Linked DNA regions of Homo sapiens: region 2 is linked to region 1. A link is a contact called in ENCODE Hi-C data. All regions are on one chromosome and are shown on one strand. Each heading gives the region's core, a stretch centred on a gene start or an enhancer-like site at or near the end of the contact. The rest is flanking DNA. Distances are from core to core; before and after follow the strand shown. Region 1 holds the start of SMAD1 (SMAD family member 1). Region 2 overlaps LOC105377468 (a long non-coding RNA gene).

What was found. A loop is a pair of places that touch in the nucleus more often than their neighbours do. Pooled maps may share reads with other maps.
Region 2: a loop to region 1 is called in a map with no recorded cell type, with 2.4 times the contacts of the local background. The contact joins the enhancer-like site here to the promoter of SMAD1 in region 1. A Hi-C loop is called at or near these places in 5 of 37 single-sample maps with no recorded cell type and 1 of 50 pooled maps.

What each region holds. Positions count from the first base shown.
Region 1 is chr4:145,478,009-145,484,458 of GRCh38, reverse strand. It overlaps SMAD1 (SMAD family member 1), which reads right to left and starts at 2,606. Exons shown (of 7, transcript NM_005900.3): 1 at 2,421-2,606. RefSeq lists silencers at 1,788-1,887, 1,978-2,037, 2,378-2,537, 2,708-2,837.
Region 2 is chr4:146,049,340-146,055,789 of GRCh38, reverse strand. It overlaps LOC105377468 (a long non-coding RNA gene), which reads left to right. Exons shown (of 4, transcript NR_188432.1): 4 at 1-1,388. Among named protein-coding and RNA genes, the nearest start is that of LINC01095, 69 kb to the left of the region's middle. RefSeq lists enhancers at 783-1,032, 370-1,569. Within about 2 kb of position 3,894, at least 2 of the 41 ENCODE cell types and tissues checked have a DNase peak (open chromatin) inside an H3K27ac peak, as active enhancers do.

The sequences.
Region 1 (6,450 bases), core at 1,357-3,856:
ACTAATAGGCTGACATCATAGACTTTTACAGGCTGACCCCATGTCATCCTGATGTATCATTTTGCACCAGTTCAGTGCTGTAAATCAATTTAAGATCTCAAGCAGGTTGAAAAGGCTGGTAATGATGCTTTCTCTGCCGTCTCTGGAGACTCTACATTATACCCAACTTACATTATTTATAAAGCCTCAGTGATGCCTCCATTAGCCTTGTAAGACTACACAAATGAGATCTTTTATACACACACACTTGGCCTTGATTATGTAGGCTACTGCAGCTTAAACATGCTAGTCTAATTACTATACCCAAGCTACTTCTTTTTCCAATCTACTAGGTTATTAGATTTAATATTTAACCCAGAATTGCTAGAAATCAAAATTACAAAGTGAAATTTAGTTTTTAACTAATAAATGTAATAAACGTAGTTGAGAAAATGTGACAACTTCCTCTTAATGCCTTAATGAACTTAGTAAAAATAACATAAAATTCCAAGAAGTGTAAGAGGCCAATGTCTTTAATTGCCTAAAAATTGTCATTTCTCTAAAACACAAAGGTCATCAGCTCTTCAAGGATACGAAACCAAAGGATACTGCAAGAGGTAAAATGTATTTGGTTACATACCTATGGTTGTAGGGGTCAAAACTAAATCAAGGACAAATCCCTACCCTCAGAAGAAACTCGATCCTGCCTGGATCCTCTAGAGGCTCTGGCATCACCCACCTCCAGAAAAATCATCTCTCACGACCCTAGCTACACCTTCCTAAGAACTGCAGTATTACACCAATGATACACCACCTGCACAGAAATAGCAAATAATTGCAAATGGGAAAGAGAGTGGGAGAGGGCAGAACAAACACTTTAATCAGTACAGCATATTTAGATCTGGCACCTACATCAGAATAACACTGATGCAACAATATTTATACCAATTGAAAATGCTGGGGCAGTGAACACTTCTGTTCCGATTCTTTTTTAACACGGTCCACCTACCTTCAATACAATTTAAAGTAATTACAAACAATTTGAAAAATCAACATGGGCAGGGAACAGTTTTCTCATTGTGTTACTGAGGTGTGGGCAAGTTATCCACAACAGGCAATTAGACCCAGAGATGTTCTGAAATAGAGGCATTCTGAGATTTAGCGGCTGAGAGTTTCAGCAACAGGAAGAAATAACAGAAATCATGCAACTTCTGTATCATTCCACGTACTTTGAAACTTCAGATACAATGGAAAGAAAAGAGGGGGGAGGGCAGAGAAAAAGGACAGTTGTCTCAGCACTCACGAAAAGGATGCTTTCTCAGGAGATGGTTCTGAGACCGGCCTCAATTTTCAGAAGGAACGCGCCTTTACTGGTTATCTTGCACCGTGTATTTAAAAATTGCATGCTCTTCAAAATAAACAAAAGCTCAGCTACTGTAGCTGTGAGATCTGGCAGGCATTTGTTCCTCCTCCCCTCCTAAAGCACATCAAGAAAACGTTCTCCCTTTAAAGCCTTCATACAGTTTCAGCAACTAGAAAAACAAGCCCACATCTGTCTCTCACGCCCACCACCCCCACCTTCCTACAGAAACAACCCCGAGAAACACTAACAAAGACAGGGAGCAGAGTAAAGGAACAGTTGTTCAACCGCGAACTCACGAATACACATGCAGTGAGGCAATCGACTCCGGTAAAGGGAAAGGAACGAGACACCAGGAGACGCAGCGGGTGTAGGCGGAAGAGGGGGAAAAAATTACGCGCCGCCGCCAAACCTTTGAATAAATTAGAGGGGATCTCGGTGCGAACTTTCCTTGACCTCGACCCCAAAGAGGCTTGCTGGGGCCGAGAAGAAAACCCGTGCGGGATGTGGAGGGGCCCGGGGCGCCGGGGTCCCCCGCCCGCGAGACCCGCTCCACCAGGCGCCTTGGAGAGCAGCGCCAGCGGTCGTCCTCCAGCTCCCGCAGGGGTCGCCCCGCCGGCGCGGGGGACACAATGGGTCCGCGGGCCACGCGAACGGGCCTCGGCCCGGCGGCAGCACGGGAGAGATGTGAGGAGCGCGCGGAAGGGGAGCGCGGCCGGGGAGATCCCAGCGCGGTCAGGCCCGGGAGCCGAGGCTCGGGGGCCCGGGAACTGGGCTTCCCACAGCAGAAGACCCAACAAAGACACCAGGGGAGCCCGGCGGGCTGGGCGCGAGAAGACGTGGTAGCAGGTTCGCTCCTCCGAGCAGACGGGAGGCGCCATCATGGGGGGGGGGGGTCGCGGCCCGCCCCGCGCAGAAAGAGCCCCCTTCCCGCCGCTGCCCGCGCCCCCAGCCCAGCACGACCGCGGCGGCCCCACGCGTGCAGAGACGGCGGCGGCGGCGCTGGAAAGCCCGGGGCGCCGAGGGGAGGGCTGGGACGCGGCATGAAGGGAAAGTTCGGTTCGGGTCTGTTTCGTTTTACCGGGTTGGCGGCGCGCCCGTCCGTGTGGGAGCACGAGTGGCCGGGCGAGCGGGGTCTCGCGGCCCGGGTCCGGACGGCCGGGCGCTGCGCCACTCTCCGCTCCCCGAGCCTCGGCCCGGGTTGAGCCGCTCGGCCTCTCCTTTCTCCGCCCGCCCGCCTGCTTTCTCCTGGAGCCTGGATTGATCTGGTCGCGCTGGCGTCAGGGAGTCGGAGCTGCCCAGCCTCCACTCCTCAGCTGCCAATACCCGGCGCACTCGCCTGCCCGCCCGCCCGCTCACACGCTCACCCGCTCACCCGCGCGCCGCCGCCGCTGCCGCGCGACCAGGGATCCTCTCCAAATTCCCGGCCCGGCCGGCGTGAGCGCAGCGCGGCCGGGGCCGGAGGACGGCGCGGGGGAGCGGCCGGAGCCACCCCCTTCTACCGGCAGCCCCACGCCCCGTTTCTTCCTGGAGAAAAAACAGTGTGGCGGCGTTCAGGCTTTCCTAACCCTGCCTTTTTAGTCCCGGTGGAGCGGACTTAGTCCATTATCTGCAAGTGAATTTCGATGTTCCATATGTTTATTTTCTGAAATGTTCATTAACGCTTCCACCGCGCCCACTGAATCGTTCTATAAACGTGGAGTGCATGTTGACAGTTACCTTTCGAGACGCGCCCTTTTATGTCTATCTTTCGTTGCCCCTCACTCACTCTCCAATAATTTGCAGGCCCCAGAAGTTGTACGTACCCAGAATTGGATAGCCTAGTAAATACTGCACGTGGTTATACAAACCCTGAGTCAACAGATGCGTTTTGTGTCAACTCAGGATCCAGTGATTCGAGTAGGTAACCTTGTTGCTCCAAATAATGGCATGCCATAAGGAGATACTGCTTTAGAACTCCACATTTTTGGTCCAATTTCTACAGTCTTTTAGATGATGCCAACTCCCCCGCACTTAACTCTTACCTACCTGATCTGCATAGACATTGAAAATATCTTCTTGCAAGAGTCAACTTTTCTCTTGGCTAACTCTTGAAGCTGCATAAAATCTTGCATAATTACTATAATGTTGAGTTACGTTTAGAAAAAATGATTTTTTTTTGAGGAATAAATTTCACATGAAGCAAAAAAAAAAAAAAAAAAATCACTCCCAGCAATGTATATCAGAATATGTCTTCTAATTAAATTCCTTTTTCCCTTAACCTATTTGAGCACTTACTGGTCAATTCGTGGGCCTCATCTTATTTTCCCTAAAAGCAGCGTTTGACGCAGTTGATCATTCTCTGCTCCTTAGAACAACAGGAAAGTGAACCTTGTTAAATGCCACTCGGATCAGGCCACTCCTCTGTTGAAAACCCTCCCTTGATAAATAGTATAAAGTATCCCATACAAGAGAACATTATTCAGCCATAAAAAGGAATGAAGTACTGATACTGATGCATGCTACATGGATAACCTTTCAAAACGTGAAGGGAAAGAAGACAGACCACACATTGTATTCTTCCACATATGTGAAATGCTCAGAGTAGGCAAGGCTATGGAGACAGAAAGTAGATTGGTGGTTTGCATAGGGTTGGGGAAATGAGGAACCTGGGGAGTGACAGCTAAAGGTTATGGGGTGACAAAATTGTTCTAAAACTAGTTTCTGGTGATGGTTGCACAACTCTGTGCATATACCAAAAGCCATTAAATTGCACACTTTAAATGGGTCAATCATTTGGTATGTGAATTTTACCTCAAGCTATTAAAAAAAAAGCATGACAATGAAATGCAGTATATGACCTTGATTGGATCCTGAATGGGGAGGAGGAGCTATAAACTGTCATTTTAAAGTCGTTAATTTTTAAAAAAATCAAAAATGGCATTTATTTAATTTTGAGACGGAGTCTCGCTCGGTCGCCCAGGCTGGAGTGCAATGGCACGATCTCGGCTTACTGCAACCTCTGCCTCCCGGGTTCAAGCAATTCTCTTGCCTCAACCTCTCGAGTAGCTGGGACTACAGATACACACCACCACGCCCATCTAAGTAGAGACGGGGTTTCACCATTTTGGCCAGGCTGGTCTCAAACTCCTGGCCTCAAGTGATCCACCCGTCTCAGCCTCTCAAAGTTCTGGGATTACAGGCATGACCCACCGCGCCCAGCCTAGATGGCCTTTCTTAGTGCAGTCCTAGTAGTCTTAAATGATAACTATTAATATTATTATGTATGCAATAAAATTTGATTTTGCCCATTGTGCAAATTATTTCCTTAAATGATAATAAAAATTTGGATATTCTTTTTAAAAGGACATTGATGAGACCATTATAAAAACCTAAATATGGACTGTATATTAATATCATTTTATTAAATTTTTAAAAAATCCTCCCTTGGGTCCTCATTTCACTCAGAATAAAAGTTCCCATAATAAGCACAAGACTCTACATAATCTTTCCTTCCCCTCCTTTAGCACTCTGACCTGCACTTCTACTCTTCCTCTTGCTCACTTCCCCAAGTCACACTGGCATCCTCACTCTTCTGGAACAATCTGGGCACATTCTCACCTCAGTATCTATGTGCTAGCTGTTCCCTCCCTTTCTGAGTTCATTTTGTGTTGCTGTAATAGAATACCACTGATAGAGTTTGGCTATGTATCCCCACCCAAATCTCATCTTGAATTGTAGCTCCCATAACCTCCATGTGTCATAGAAGGGACCTGGTGGGAGGTAATCGAATCATGGGGGTGGGTTCTTCCCATGCTGTTCTCGTGATTGTGAATAAGTCTCATGAGAATCTGACGGTTTTATAAAGGGCAGTTTCCCTGCACACGCCCTCTTGCCTGCTGCCACGTAAGATGTGCCTTTGCTCCTCCTTCACCTTCTGCCATGATTGTGAGGCTTCCCCAGCCGTGTAAAACTGTGAGTCCATTAAACCTTTTTTTTTTGAGACAGAATCTCACTCTGTCACCCAGGCTGGAATGCAGTGATGCAACCTCAGCTCACTGCAACCTCTGCCTCCAGGGTTCAAGCAATTCTCCTGCCTTGGCCTCCCAAGTAGCTAGGACTACAGGCATGCACCACCACGCCTGGCTAATCTTTTTTTGTATTTTTTAGTAGAGACGGGGTTTTGTGGTGTTAGCCAGGCTGGTCTCAAACTCCTGAGCTCAGGTGATCCACCTGCCTTGGCCTCTCAAAGTGCTGGGATTACAGGCGTGAGCCACCGTACCCAGCCCTAAACCACGTTTTCTTTATAAATTACCCAGTCTTGGGTATTTCTTCATAGCAGTATGAAAATGGACCAATACAACCACCAGCTGGGCAGTTTATACACAATAAAAGTTAATTTAGCTCATGGTTCTGGGGGCTGAGAAATCCAAAATCAAGGGGCTGCATCTGGTGAGGGCCTTCTTCCTTCATCACAACATAGCAGAAGGCATCACATAGCAAGAGAGAGAACATGAGAGGAAGGGTAGAAAAGGGCCAAACTCATGCTTATATCAGCAATCCCCTCCTGAGATACCAAACCGCACTCCCATAATGCCATTAATCCATTCATGAGGACAGATCCCTGTTAAAAGAAAAACTTTAGGCAAATTAAATTTAACAGAGTTTAATTGAGCAAAGAGCAATTTGAGAACTGAGCAGCCCCCAGAACCAGAATAGTTTCAGAGCAACTCTGGGGCTGCCACAGGGTCAGATGATGTTTATGGGCAGAGAAAGAAAAGTGACAGAAAATGGAGTGAGGTACAGAAAAAACTGGATTGGTTAGAGCTAAATATTTGCTTTATTTTAACACAGTTTGAACAGTTGGCTGCCTGTGATTGACCAAAACTCTGTGATTGGTACAAGAGTTGGCTACAGTCTGTTTGCATATCCAGTTAGGTTACAGTTTGCTGTGTACAGAGAAACCTTTAGGCCTAACTTAAAATATGTATGGGCCGGGCGTGGTAGCTCACGCCTGTAATCCCAGCTACTCGGGAGACTGAGGCAGGAGAATCAGTTGAACCCGGCAAGCGGAGGTTGCGGTGAGCCAATATCATGCCATTGTACTCCAGCCTGGGCAACAAGAGCAAAAC
Region 2 (6,450 bases), core at 2,645-5,144, 570 kb before region 1:
AAATGGGATTGAACCAAAGTTGCCCACAGTAAAAACTCATTCACCAACTCAATTTTCATTTCACCCCTCTCAATTTGCACACTCACTCACTTGTTCTACCTGGGATACTCTCCAAGATAAACTCCTGTATCCAAAGCTTTGTCTCAAGGTCTCATTTGGGAGGAACTCAAACTAAGATAATAGGTACTGGAAGTGACTACAGAAAGTATATTATCAATGGTATGGAGGCAACAAAAACCCCATTAATGGTGGTGAGTAAGGTGGTGACAAACCCTGGCACTTTGAAGAATTTCATTACCCACAATTGACCCATGGTGTACTTGGATGAGGTAAAAATGAAAGGAGACGCTAACCTTATGCAATAGTGCTAACTCCTGAAAGATATAGGGCTGTGATAATCACAGGAATTGAAGAGTTGTCTTGTTCTTGTTAACTCCCCTAGAAGAATTGGGAAAAAAGAAAGATAGGTTTACAACATCCAACTACCCATTCAGAGCATAGCAATGAAAGCCAGAAGGTCTCCTTGGGAGAATCTGAAGAGACCCCCATTTCCTGCAACCAGAGGGCAGGCTGTTCTAAAAAAATGACATTCAGGGGTTCACTGCAAGAGGAATTGAACTACAGAGCAGACTGAAGACACAGTCCAGGCAGGCCTCTCATGCAAAAGTCAAAGCCCTAGAGGAAGGAAATGGTCCTTAAAAACTACTGGGATGCAGGCAGGCATCTGGATAGATGTGCTAGATAACCTTGAACCCCTAGATTCCCTGAACAACCCAGGCTAGCAGGAGTATCCTGCACCCTGTTACTTGAACAGAACAGCTTCCCTTTGCCTAGAGACTCTACACAGTCCTCCTCTGAAGCAGACACCTCCAAGATTACTTCAAGGTCTGCTACTTCCTGCCCTCATTGCCTCTATTCCAAAAACTGGAAACAAGTCTCAGCATGCCCTGAGCAGGGTAGCACATTTCTTGCTGTGAGAGATATGACAGATTGTATTTTCTAAAGAAGGCTGCAACCATGTCTCTCATCCCAAATGCTCTTCTACAATGCAATCTTGTCACTCCTCTACCAAGAGATGAAACCTAATTTCAATGCCCTTGAATCTAAGCTGGACTTTACTTGCTTTGACCTGTAATGTACAGAAGTGACACTGTGTGATTCTTACAGCTGAGTCATAAAAGGTGATGCAGCTTCTGCCTTGTTCCTGGGGACATATGCCTCTGTGAGATTGAGCTACTAAATAACAAGACCACCTACCTTGAGGCTGCCATGCTGGAAGAAAGCAAAGCCACATGAAGAGCAAGTAAGCTGGTTGCTTTAGCAAGATCCTTCATATTGATAGTGAATGTGCACTTCTGTCTTTCTCTTGTGAATGCAAACCACTTTTTCAATAGTCTCACGTTAAGTGCCAAAGATTGTTGTTTTTGTTGAATGCATTCTCTTTATCATTCACTACCTGGCCCTAGGAATTTGTTCAATGATCCTCATTTCTGTTACAATATAGTCTTCAGTGACCTTGATCATCTTCACATTCTATAGAACATCATCCTGGCCCATTATATTAATGACAGAATAATAATTGAACTTGGTTTTTAGGAAGGAGCAAGTATACTGGTTTTAAATACTTCATGCTGAAGGAATGAGAGATAAGCCCTACAAAGTTTTGGAAGTCTGCCACATCAGGGAATATTTTAGGGGCCCAAAGATCCAGGGGTATGTTGAGACACCCTACTCAAAAGAATACTTTACATTTCCTACCACTAAGACAGAGGCACAGCACTTGGTGAGCTGCTTTGAATTCCTGAGGCAAAAAAATAACAATAATAAATACTACCCATGAGAATAATGCTCTGATCTATTGTATCAGAAGACTATTGACTTTGCGGGGGTCTGAGAGAGTATCTGAATAGCCTTTTAAAGACTTAAAAAGGCATTGGCTTAGGAATTGCACCTTGCATGGCTAGGTCATTGTCCTCGAGGATACAGCATATTTGTTGAACCAGTGATCACTATATGCAATCACTGTGCTGTTTTCCCAGCATTTGGAATACACAGGAATGATAATTAAAGGATACAAGTAGGACTGACTTAAACACACTCCCTTTCACCCATTAGTGGAAATTATGTTTTTAATTCTTACAACTTTAGGCTCTTCCTGATTAAAAGCCTTGGTCTCAAGGTGTGTGTACAGACGGAGACAGTAAGTGTTCCACTGCATCAATGCAGTGCCATCTGAGGATTTGGGCATCTCCATACTGACAGGTCAGCAGGCAAAAATGGGAGTACTATACTGGCAGGGACACCTGACTGATTATCTTGAAGAGTCGGAGTTGCTGCTACATAATGGGCCCAGGGAGGAAGATGTCTAGAACTTGGGGGAATCACTCAGGCCCCCCTTAGTGCTTCTTTGTCTGGCGATAATAGCAGAGAAGCAATTGAAGTAGCCATGTCCTCACAAGGGCAAGGTAATCAAGGCCCAGCCACTCAGAGATGAAGGTCTGGTCATACACTGAGCAAGCAATGATGACTAGTGGAAGTGCTAGCCAAGGATTCGGGAAATCTAGAAGAAGTGGAATTGGAGAGAGATGATGAGTATAGATTATAGCCTTGGGACCAGCTGCAGCAGTGAAGATTGTGACTTGTTCCACATATTCTTCTATTTTCAGTCATTTTTGGAGATTGCAGCCAGCTACAACTCTGAAATGTCAGTAACAGAGCAAACTAAGGGTGGGCATGAGAGGATCTGCTGAGAGCAAGGAATGAACATGGTAGTCACTAATGATACACTGCCCATGTTCCCCGGCTCACCTGTTAGCTCCCCGGCAGCTTGCAAACATGTCTATACACACTGCCATCTTCCTACCACGAGTGCCATAACTCTCTGCTTCTCTGCTGAGGCCCTTCTCAGCTCACAGTGCGAGTAGCCTGCAAGTGCTAAGGGCATAATGCCTCCAAGGTCAACTTTAATCAACGAGGTTCAAGAGTCAGAAGAGTGAATTCCTTCTGAGATACATTCTTTCTGGTTTCTCAGAGGCTCCCCAGAGGAAGTAGGCCCCAGTTGCTTAGGAAAAATGGAACCTACTTATTAAGGCACCCCCTTTTTACTTTTCTCCTTTCTTTCTCTCCCTTTCCCCACTCCATTCCGTGAAGTTCCTGGGATCACCAAATAAACTATCTGTAATCAAATCTTTATCTCACTCTGCATTCTGGGGAACCCAAACAAAGATGGTAAGTTTGCCTATCTACATTTATGTCTTATTTGCTACAAGTATTACTGGTAATTTTCTTGACAAAAGTAATATGATATCTGCTGATAGGCCAAAATAATACATATTTATAGTGATAACTGCAGCAAAAATGTGAAAACCAATTTTAAAAAGTTATTTTCACTAGTTTAAGAAAAATGAAGAAATTGAACTTTTAAAAAATGCAGTAATACCTCCTAACACATTATGAAGAGGAATATTTTCATAACTGTAGAAATGGTTGGTAAGGCTGTCAACTATCCAAGGATTATATTGAAATAGCTGTCATTGGCCAACTACTATGACTAATGAAATCAACATTTTCACCATGCAGGCAAAATAAACGTCATGAGTCAAATTTAAGAGGTATTTCTTTTTTTCTTTAAAAGTTGTTGAACTATCCAGGTTACTCAACCCTCAGTTTTTCATTTTACAACAGAGTTTTCACATACACAAATACACATACACACACATTTGCATTCAGACATATTCAGACATACATGCACACATCTTTTAGCATTTTAAATATTTTCAAAGTGTAGCTCTACAGACTCATGCATTTTAACTTTGGTAATGCATGCAGTATTCCCTTTGGAATGCAGCTTATGAAGAAATCCACGCTGGGGGCAAGTATATAGTAATTCTTTCTTTATCTCCTGCATATATTAGGAAACCCTCCAGGAGGGTTATTACTAAGACAAATTTAGAAAGACCTCCACATTCACAGAGACAAAAATATCAGCGGCATCCTGAAAAAGCCAATGAGTGATCAAAAATCAGAAATAAACAAGCTTTGCTCATTTTAAGCCATATAAATATTTGTTGAATAAATCCTGTTTTGTTTTCACTTTTGATGGGATGTTAGTTTGTGAAATCAAATGATACCCAGATTCTTTCTTCCCATAGGTTTATAAATACCCAAATATGGCATATTTGACTCCATATACAGGCTTTGTTGAACATGGATTGTTTTTGTCTACCTTTCTCCATTTCAATCACATGGTTCTAGTGTGAACTTCTAATTATGGACCCCTGATCTCTCTGTTCCAGTCAAAGGGCAGGAATGTGGTTAATTACCATGCATCATGCACTGTCTTTAGTGATTATTCTAAGAGGCTATGAAAGGTAAACCAATCAGAGGCCTTCACCAGGATTCTGAAGTGGAGCTCCACAAGGAAGAAGAGCTTTCTTTGTTAATGATGATGTCTGGAAGCAGCCATGTAACTCCACCCCATGGAGACAGCTGGTATAGAAGAATGAAGCCAAATTGTAGGGACAGGTGATACCAAGTGTAAGGTCCTCAGTTCTAGAGTTGGAGAATCCCACTGCCCAACTCTGTGCACCCTGTCTTCTGGGGTTTGGTTGTTCCCTTCACAAGCTTTCTGGGAGCACCTATTGTATCTCTCCCCGTATTCCTCCATGGAGCTCAAAGTAAGCCACCTTGGGTTTCCACTGTTTACAACCAAGAGCTCTGATATATGTGCTGCATTTACTTTTGCTGTTTTATCAAATACTTACAAACTCAACTGCTTAATTAGGCAAAGCATTCTATTGCTTTTCCTTTTTGATATCTCAGTAATTGATTTCTAAGGAAGAGAGGGCATCTTGCTGGGATTGTTTTCACCTATTGCTCTTTTGCCCAGCCTCACCCAGCTCAGATATTGACTAAAGCCGTTCAACTCAGCTGGTCTGGCTACAGAGTACAGGGGTAGGTGCGCACCATGGCTCAGGTGCAATAACGACTGTAGCTTCCCAAATTGTAATGTCAGGTTACCAATGTCGAGACGAATTGGGATTGCCTAAGTGATTCCCTGGGTACACTCACCTTTTTACCCAATGATAAAAACGAGAGATCTCAACAAAATAGCTCTTATCTATTATGCTGCAGACTGACAATTCTTTTTTTTGTTTGTTTGTTTTTTTGAAGACAGAGTCTCACTCTGTTGCCCAGGCTGTAGTGCAGTGGTGCAATCTCCACTCACTGCAACCTCAGCCTCCTGGGCTCAAGTGATTCTCCCACCTCAGCCTCCCGAGTAGCTGGAACTGCAGGCACGCACCGCCAGGCCCAGCTTATTTTTGTTTTTCGTATTTTCTGTAAGATGGGGTTTCACTACATTGCCGAGGCTGGTCTTGAACTCCTGGGCTCAAGCGATCTGCCCACCTTGGCCTCCCAAAGTACTGGGATTACAGGCATGAGGCACTGCACCCAACCAACAATTCTTAAAACTATTTTTAGTTACAATTCTGAAGACAGGGCTCAATGTTGGTTTTAAGGGTTTTATTTTATATTTTGCTAACTACTTACCCTTTTAAAAATCATTTTAGAACCATTTCGAGGATGTAGAAATGTCAACTGTTATTTATTTGTCATCTTCTCCAAATTTTAGGTTTAAAAGAGGCAATATGTGATTGGCCTAGCTTGGGTCACGTGGCCCCTCTTCACTAGGAGGTGCAGGGCACACCCAAAAAGGTTATCCACTGGGGAGTGTAATGCTCTAAGGGAAATCGGATGCTGTTGGTAAGGGGAATAGACACTAAGCAGTAAAATAACCACAAATGCCCACTACAGTGAGCATATGAGATTATTTTCACTAGAGCTAAGCAGAACATAACTGGATATTAACCGCTTCCTAAAATATGACATTCACCTGCAATATGCAAAGAGCTGAGACTACTTCTCTTGAACTTCCCACTTTCGTTTCTCTTTTCTTTTCTTTTTTTTCTCTTTTTTTTTTTTTTTTGAGATGGAGTTTTGCTCTTGTCCTCCAGGCTGGAGTCCAATGGCACAATCTGCAACCTCCGCCTCCCAGGTTCAAGCGATTCTCCTGCATCAGCCTCCCAAGTAGCTGGGATTACAGGCACCCACCAACATGCCTGGCTAATTTTTGTATTTTTAGTAGAGACAAGGTTTCACCATGTTGGCAAGGCTGGTCTCGACCTCCTGACCTCAAGTGATTCTCCTGCCTTGGCCTCCCAAGGCACTGGGTTTACAGATGTGAGCCACCGTGCCCGGCCCCACACTTTCATTTTTCACTTCATTTAGCCTAAGGCAGGATTCCTGGTTTCTTTTTTCCCCCCTTATTATTTTTTTTCAGAAAAAAAAAATTTTTTTCTCAAAATTTCAGAAGAAAGCCTTTCTTTAAAATATTACCTTACTAGATTTATCTTGTCCAATGTGGAAAGCTATGCATTATATACTGCTAAG